Linked DNA regions of Mus musculus: region 1 is linked to region 2. A link is a loop called in an ENCODE intact Hi-C map of the cell type or tissue named here. Cell type or tissue: left cerebral cortex. All regions are shown on one strand. Links, peaks and the distances in the headings refer to the core of each region. The heading gives the core; the rest is flanking DNA. Region 1 has its middle 5.2 kb from the start of Gm38790. Region 2 holds the start of Chrm2 (cholinergic receptor, muscarinic 2, cardiac).

What was found. Hi-C counts contacts between places; a loop is a spot of excess contacts. Peaks named below come from ENCODE experiments on the same cell type or tissue, not always from the same donor. Only the 100,000 strongest peaks of a DNase experiment are listed, where the experiment ranks them.
Region 1: a loop joins it to region 2, with 2.8 times the contacts of the local background. A loop is called at or near these places in 5 of 42 quality-filtered maps.

The regions. Positions count from the first base shown.
Region 1 is chr6:36,003,413-36,006,331 of GRCm38, forward strand. No RefSeq gene overlaps it. Among named protein-coding and RNA genes, the nearest start is that of Gm38790, 5.2 kb to the left of the region's middle. In left cerebral cortex, for the core only: a CTCF peak has its summit at 1,471 (motif pointing right); a DNase peak (open chromatin) is centred at 1,470.
Region 2 is chr6:36,386,394-36,389,312 of GRCm38, forward strand. Chrm2 (cholinergic receptor, muscarinic 2, cardiac) reads left to right here and starts at 1,691. Exons shown (of 3, transcript NM_203491.3): 1 at 1,691-1,973; 2 at 2,211-2,358. It overlaps 9330158H04Rik (RIKEN cDNA 9330158H04 gene), which reads right to left and starts at 1,841. Exons shown (of 6, transcript NR_015589.1): 1 at 1,763-1,841; 2 at 1,270-1,563. In left cerebral cortex, for the core only: no CTCF peak of the experiment used is centred there; DNase peaks (open chromatin) are centred at 1,617, 1,694, 2,233 and 2,693; H3K4me3 peaks cover 1,646 bases; H3K27ac peaks cover 1,118 bases.

The DNA.
Region 1 (2,919 bases), core at 251-2,750, 380 kb before region 2:
TTGGGGTGTGTGTGTGTGTGTATGTGTGTGTGTTTGAGCACACATTCACTCTCCCACACATAAGTAGATAGATGGATGAATGGATATGTAGGTAGGTAGATAGATAGATAGATAGATAGATAGATAGATAGATACATAGATAGATAGATAGATAGATAGATAGATAGATAGATAGATAGATAAATAAAATGTGAGTCTTCAAAGAATAAACCATGCTTCTGAACTTTGTCCCAGCCTTCTAATTAGCCTCTCTCCCCAATTGTCACTCTGGCTTCTGGTGTTTGCTCCTCACCCTGTGTTCTCACTACTCTTGCATGTGGCATTTCCTCATGAGTACACAGTATCACTGGAGAGGATGATCTAGTCATTTACTAAGTCTCTAAGACAAATTTGTCTTCTTTTGGAAACCCTGAGTAGACTTCTAATTTCAAAAATGGGTTCAAGGTTGTGCTGAAGAGAGGAACACACACACATTGTATGGAGCAAGGCTTTCTTAAACAGCTGGCTGCTGTATGTATGCAGTTAGGCTTGTGTGTGTCTTAGGGTTTGAGAGGAGTAAAAAAATTATGCTTTAAATGAGGAAGGGCATAAGCATCTATGGCAATAACATAATACAGGACAATGAACAGGAAGTAAAATGGATAGCAAATCACTCTTATGTGGCCCCTCAAAAAATTGTATAGTAATTCATTTTTACCAAGGAGAAATAGCATCTAGAAAGAATTGTTGGTAAGGGGTGCCATCCTAAGTTTGACTAATTTTAAAATGACACTCTTGTACCTACTTCTATGGTTAACCTACTTACATCTATATTTCTATATTTACAAGATATTTTTAGAACTAGCTTTATTTTCTTATTTAGTTATCTGACTTTTTTGTTTCTCTCTCTCTCTCTCTCTCTCTCTCTCTCTCTCTCTCTCTCGTGTGTGTGTGCATTCTTGAGTCTAGGGATTTTAAAGACCCATTTTTAGTACTTCAGTTTGTTAGCAATGAGTCTGAAGTTAGATATTAAAATTTCACCTAAGAGTGTTTACTTAGAAGCTCTGAGAGTGCACTGGACAAGTGTGAAAAGTGATCGACAAGCAGAGAAATGTCATGGAATTATTTCTTTTTATCCATTCACTTACATGCTTTCTTGCTATTGTTGGTTTCAGTGTCCAATGGACTAGCAGGTTTCAGGAACCAAAATGGATAGGTACAATACAGTTTTCCTGGTATGAAGGTTGTGTGATGTAAATTGCATTTATTTAACCACTTAGCATAGTGCCTAACAGAGAGGAATCAGGACTCATTCCTAAACTCACCAAGTACCACAGTGCTCCTCATGTAATTCTCAGTGTTGGGACTCTATTCTCAAGTCTTGTGCCTTTGATACAGTATCAGATAAGATTCAGACCAGGCCACAAATGCAAGCAATGCTGAATGGGACTCTCTGACCTAGTAAAAGAAACTTGCAGCTGAAAAGCTTGTCCACTAGAGGGCAGAGCTCTTAAGTTGCAAGCTGTGATCTAGTACAGTAGGTAATGGGATTCTATCAGATGTTGTTTGTTTTGCCCATGCTTTGTTCCAAACCATAGTAACAGAGTGCGTGAAAGACATGCTTAATCCCAGGTGTGCAGAATAAAAGTTTCACTTTTCCCTTCTTAGCAAAGCATTTCTTTCCTGAGAAATGTGTTGTAAATCTTGACACCCTTAGAATATGCTGTCTGACTACTGAAGCATTTCCTTGTATCTAATATTGGTTGGAGCAGCAAGGAGAGAGGCAATGGTAGCTCTATTTCCCAACCTCATTATCTCTGTTGACCTAACATACTGGAGGTCTAGGAACCTCCCTTGCTAGAGTTGATGAAAATTAAAGCATGAAATAACAGTTCAGGGAAATTGTCCAAGGCACAGAACATCAAACTTGGAAATGATTTTAGCGTGCACAGTCTTCATTTTATTGATAATAAAATGAAGTCTGAGACCAGGAACTGACTTTTTATTAAGTACACAGCTAGTAATCTAAGACACAAACCAGGCCTAGAACCAGGTCTCATTTTTATACACCATTCCACCTTGCTCATCAACCTGAGAAATATTTGGGTGACCCTGGTTCACAAAGCCCCTCAGTGTCCTGATTAGAGAACCCTGATGAGATGCATCGTACAGATACAGTTGACTCGGCATTAATAAATACTATGGTTATACCAAATCAATTCATCTTCTATTGGATTGGATCTTACTTTTAAGAACACCTTAGAGATGCATGCTTCTTCATTGCTAGGCTTTATAAGTGGGGAATTTACAGTTGAGAAGTTATATGATCGTGTTGGTCGGCTGATGTTGATTAAGCAACCTCATCTTGATTTAGTTGAGAAACAGAGGATCAGGTATGGACTGGGGTTGTGTGTATGGGTAATAGTTTTCTGCCCTTTTAAATCTGATGATAATGAACCACTGATGGGCTCTAAAATTAGATGTTAGAGTAGGAATTGCAGCATACAACACAAGGCTTATTCAACTTGCAGTGAAATAGTGTAAGCGATGATTCCAAGCACAAGCGATGCCTTGAGTTGAGAGCAGGTTGGTGTGGTTCCACTGTGTGATGAACTCCCAGGGCTGCTCAGCACTTCAAACCTCATTCTAACCCCTCAGCTCATATAGGCTAGACAGTTCCTTAGTAAATTTACCTAAACTCTATCCATGTCATGCCCTTTTCCCATAGATGTTCCCTGTACCTTTGAGGCATCCCCAGTATTGTAGTTAGAGAGACCCTCTTCGGAAGTCAATTTGAACATGCCCCTTCCTGGGTTGAAATTCCTCATCAGCTCACATCTTTTCACACAGGCATCTGTGTGCAGTGGAGGGGGGAGTATATGCACACAGTGTCTTTCTCCTCTTCCCCTCTTTATTTGCTTCCCTACATGGGACACTCCC
Region 2 (2,919 bases), core at 320-2,819:
AAATGCTTGGGTTTTCTTTGTTGCTTGTCAGGAGCTTCTTCTTCTTTTTGTTGTTGTTCAGTTTCAGTGTGTGTGTGTGTGTGTGTGTGTGTGTGTGTGTGTGTGTGTGTGTGAGTGTGTGTGCACAACCATGCAAGCATGCACAAGTGCATTCACAAAAACCTCAGGCATGTTATGACAATGTGAATTTCTGAAGGCGTCTTAGAGATAGGAGCAGATAGAATGTTTGTGAACTTACGTTCTGTAGTACCCAACAGAGAAGGGGGGAAAATGAAAATAAGAATCAGCTGCTTACTGACTGAAACCTAGTTCTGGGGTAGATTGAGGGCGATAATGTTCAGAACTGCCTTTCTCAAACAAGACTAAAATGCCTGCGTGGGACTCAGAGGGCAACGACATACCCTTACCATCCTTTACACCAGGATGGCTTTTATCCAGCAAAATTGAATCTGTGTCAGTCCTACTTAGGCATAGCTGTAGGATTTTCATTCACCAATGAATTTATATTAGTGTATAATTTATAGTGTTGATGGTCAGCCTCTCTACAAGAGCTTCATGTGGGTATTTATTCTCAAAGATGAGAAACTCAGAAAGAAAAGGAACCGTGGTTTCATTATTCTGTGTGCTCTTTAACACCCAGCCAAGGACAGGGCAACACGAACTGAGCTGAATTCCATTGAGCATAATAAATAGCAATTTCTCTGTCTCTGCGATCAAAAAAGAGATAGGTCCTGTTCTTTGTTACTTAGTTTAAGGTTCCAATGACTCCTTCTTTAATTCTATTTGGCAATGAAAGCCTCATTCGGTAGCACATATTTATGTCATCAGATACAATATACATCATCAAGAGCAATTGTCCTCAACGACACCTTAGAATAATCACATTATGATATTATCAAATAAGTTCCATACTTTCAAACAATGGGTATAAATCTGGGAAAGAATTTCTCATTAAAATAAATGAAGGCAAAAATTAGTCCATGCTCTGAACACAGGAAGTTCACATCTTTTATTTTCCTCGATAGACAGCAAAATCCCACCTCACCAACACCTCACTAGTACACTCTCTTAACTACTACTCCCCATTAACTGATGGAACACACAGGCATCGACCTGTTTGGGAAGAAAGAAAAAAAAACAGCAAAGACAGATAAATATCTGTTTCTTTCTAATACATTAGTTAGCATCAAAGAAAGAAATAAACAATCTGAACAATTCTCCATGACTATATATTTAGTACAAAGTACATTTATTCTAACATTTCCCCACCTGGAAACACGGGGCATAAGTATCTTCTGCAATCAACAAGCCTTCTTCCCAATGTGCCCTGTCACCTTTGTAGCAACCTGGCACCTGCTGACATGGGACCTAGGGGTGGTGGTGGTGGTGATTGCAAAGGTTGTGGTGTAGAAATTGCAGACCGAGAACTGGGCTCCGGGGTCGGACATGGAGAGATGCAGAAAAGAGCTGAGAGAGAAAGCTGTCATATTTGCACCGAAGAACCGCCAAATCAGAGCGCAGAGAAGATTTCATTGGCGGAGCCCCCTTCAACGGCAACTAATCCTGTCAGAACGAAAGAAAATTGTAAATGCTCTCTCCAGAAACTGTCCGCCCATTGCAGCTAATCGAACACAAACGCACAAATAGAGGCACCACTCTCGCTCTGCTGCTACACACAGCGGGTGAGGGCGAGGAGACCAGTTCCCGGGAGCAGGCACGCGGGGGCACAGACACACTCATTCGCACACACGCACACACGCACACGCCAGCCTGCGGGCTTGGCCAGAGCCCTGAAGTCGCAGATCCCACTTGGAAATCGCCAGAGGCACTGGGAGAAGTGGAGGAGCGCAGCTCCCAGACACTAATTACTACTTCCCCGGCACTAGGGTGAAGAAATGAAGCCCGCCCAGCTCTTCTCCACACCCAGGTCTCCTTTCTGTTTCGGTGTTAACTGTCATCTTCCTGAAAGCCAGGTTTGAAAGTCTTATTTGCCTGTGTTTTGGGGGTGTGATGCTCAAGGCGGCAGACAGATGTAATTTAACTCCAGTCCGAATTGTCTAATTGGGGTCCCAGATTAGCCGAGTGATACGACCCATGTGAAATGCCCCGCAGCCTTCTCTGAGCCTTGGGGTCCGCAGTCTCCCCGCCTCCCTTGCCCCACCCGTCTAAGTGCGGTGGCGACAACTAATCTTTCGCTTTTCTCTCGCAAGATCCAGGGAGAAGGCAAGCGGGCAACCAGCTGAGGACTCCGAGCTGTGCCGCTCGCTCCCAAACCGGTCCAACCTGAGCCCGCCAAAGGCTCCTCGCTCCAGCCAGACTCCACCAGATCGCAGCCCCGGGCGACTAAGTCAGTGACAGGTAAAGACTCTGCTATACCATGGTTCTCTAATTGTCCATATCAAGGGCCCTGGTACCTCGCAGCTCCTCCCCATCACCCGACCCTGGCCGCAGAGGGTCTGGGTTTGCAAGAATTGTTTGGTGGTCCCTGACACGTGCAGGTTTTCCAATGGAAACTTTGGCATCTGGGGCTTGCTGGAGAGGACACGTACCTTGGCGGGTCTGAAAGAAGGAGGGGTTTCAAAGCTGGGGCGGGGGAAACCATTGGGATAGCTAAGTCCAGTGGAATGTGGCAAAAAGCAGCCTGTGAGCGCCGATACTCCAGTATGGCTGTCTTTGAGCTTGGCACCCCCTCACCCTCGCTACCACACTCTGGTCCTCTTCATCCCCCCGCCCCCCAACTCCAGATGCTGCCGTGGGAAAGGCAAGTAGAGCTCAGTCTCTCCTGCCGCTCACCCATCCCCCTTAAGCTCCCCTTATACCCTAGGGTCTGGGCACATTGCATTTAGGGTGGAGGCCCCTCTCGCCACCACTCCACGCTGTCCCCTGACTCCGCCTTGGGAGAGAGCCTTCTGGTGAGGA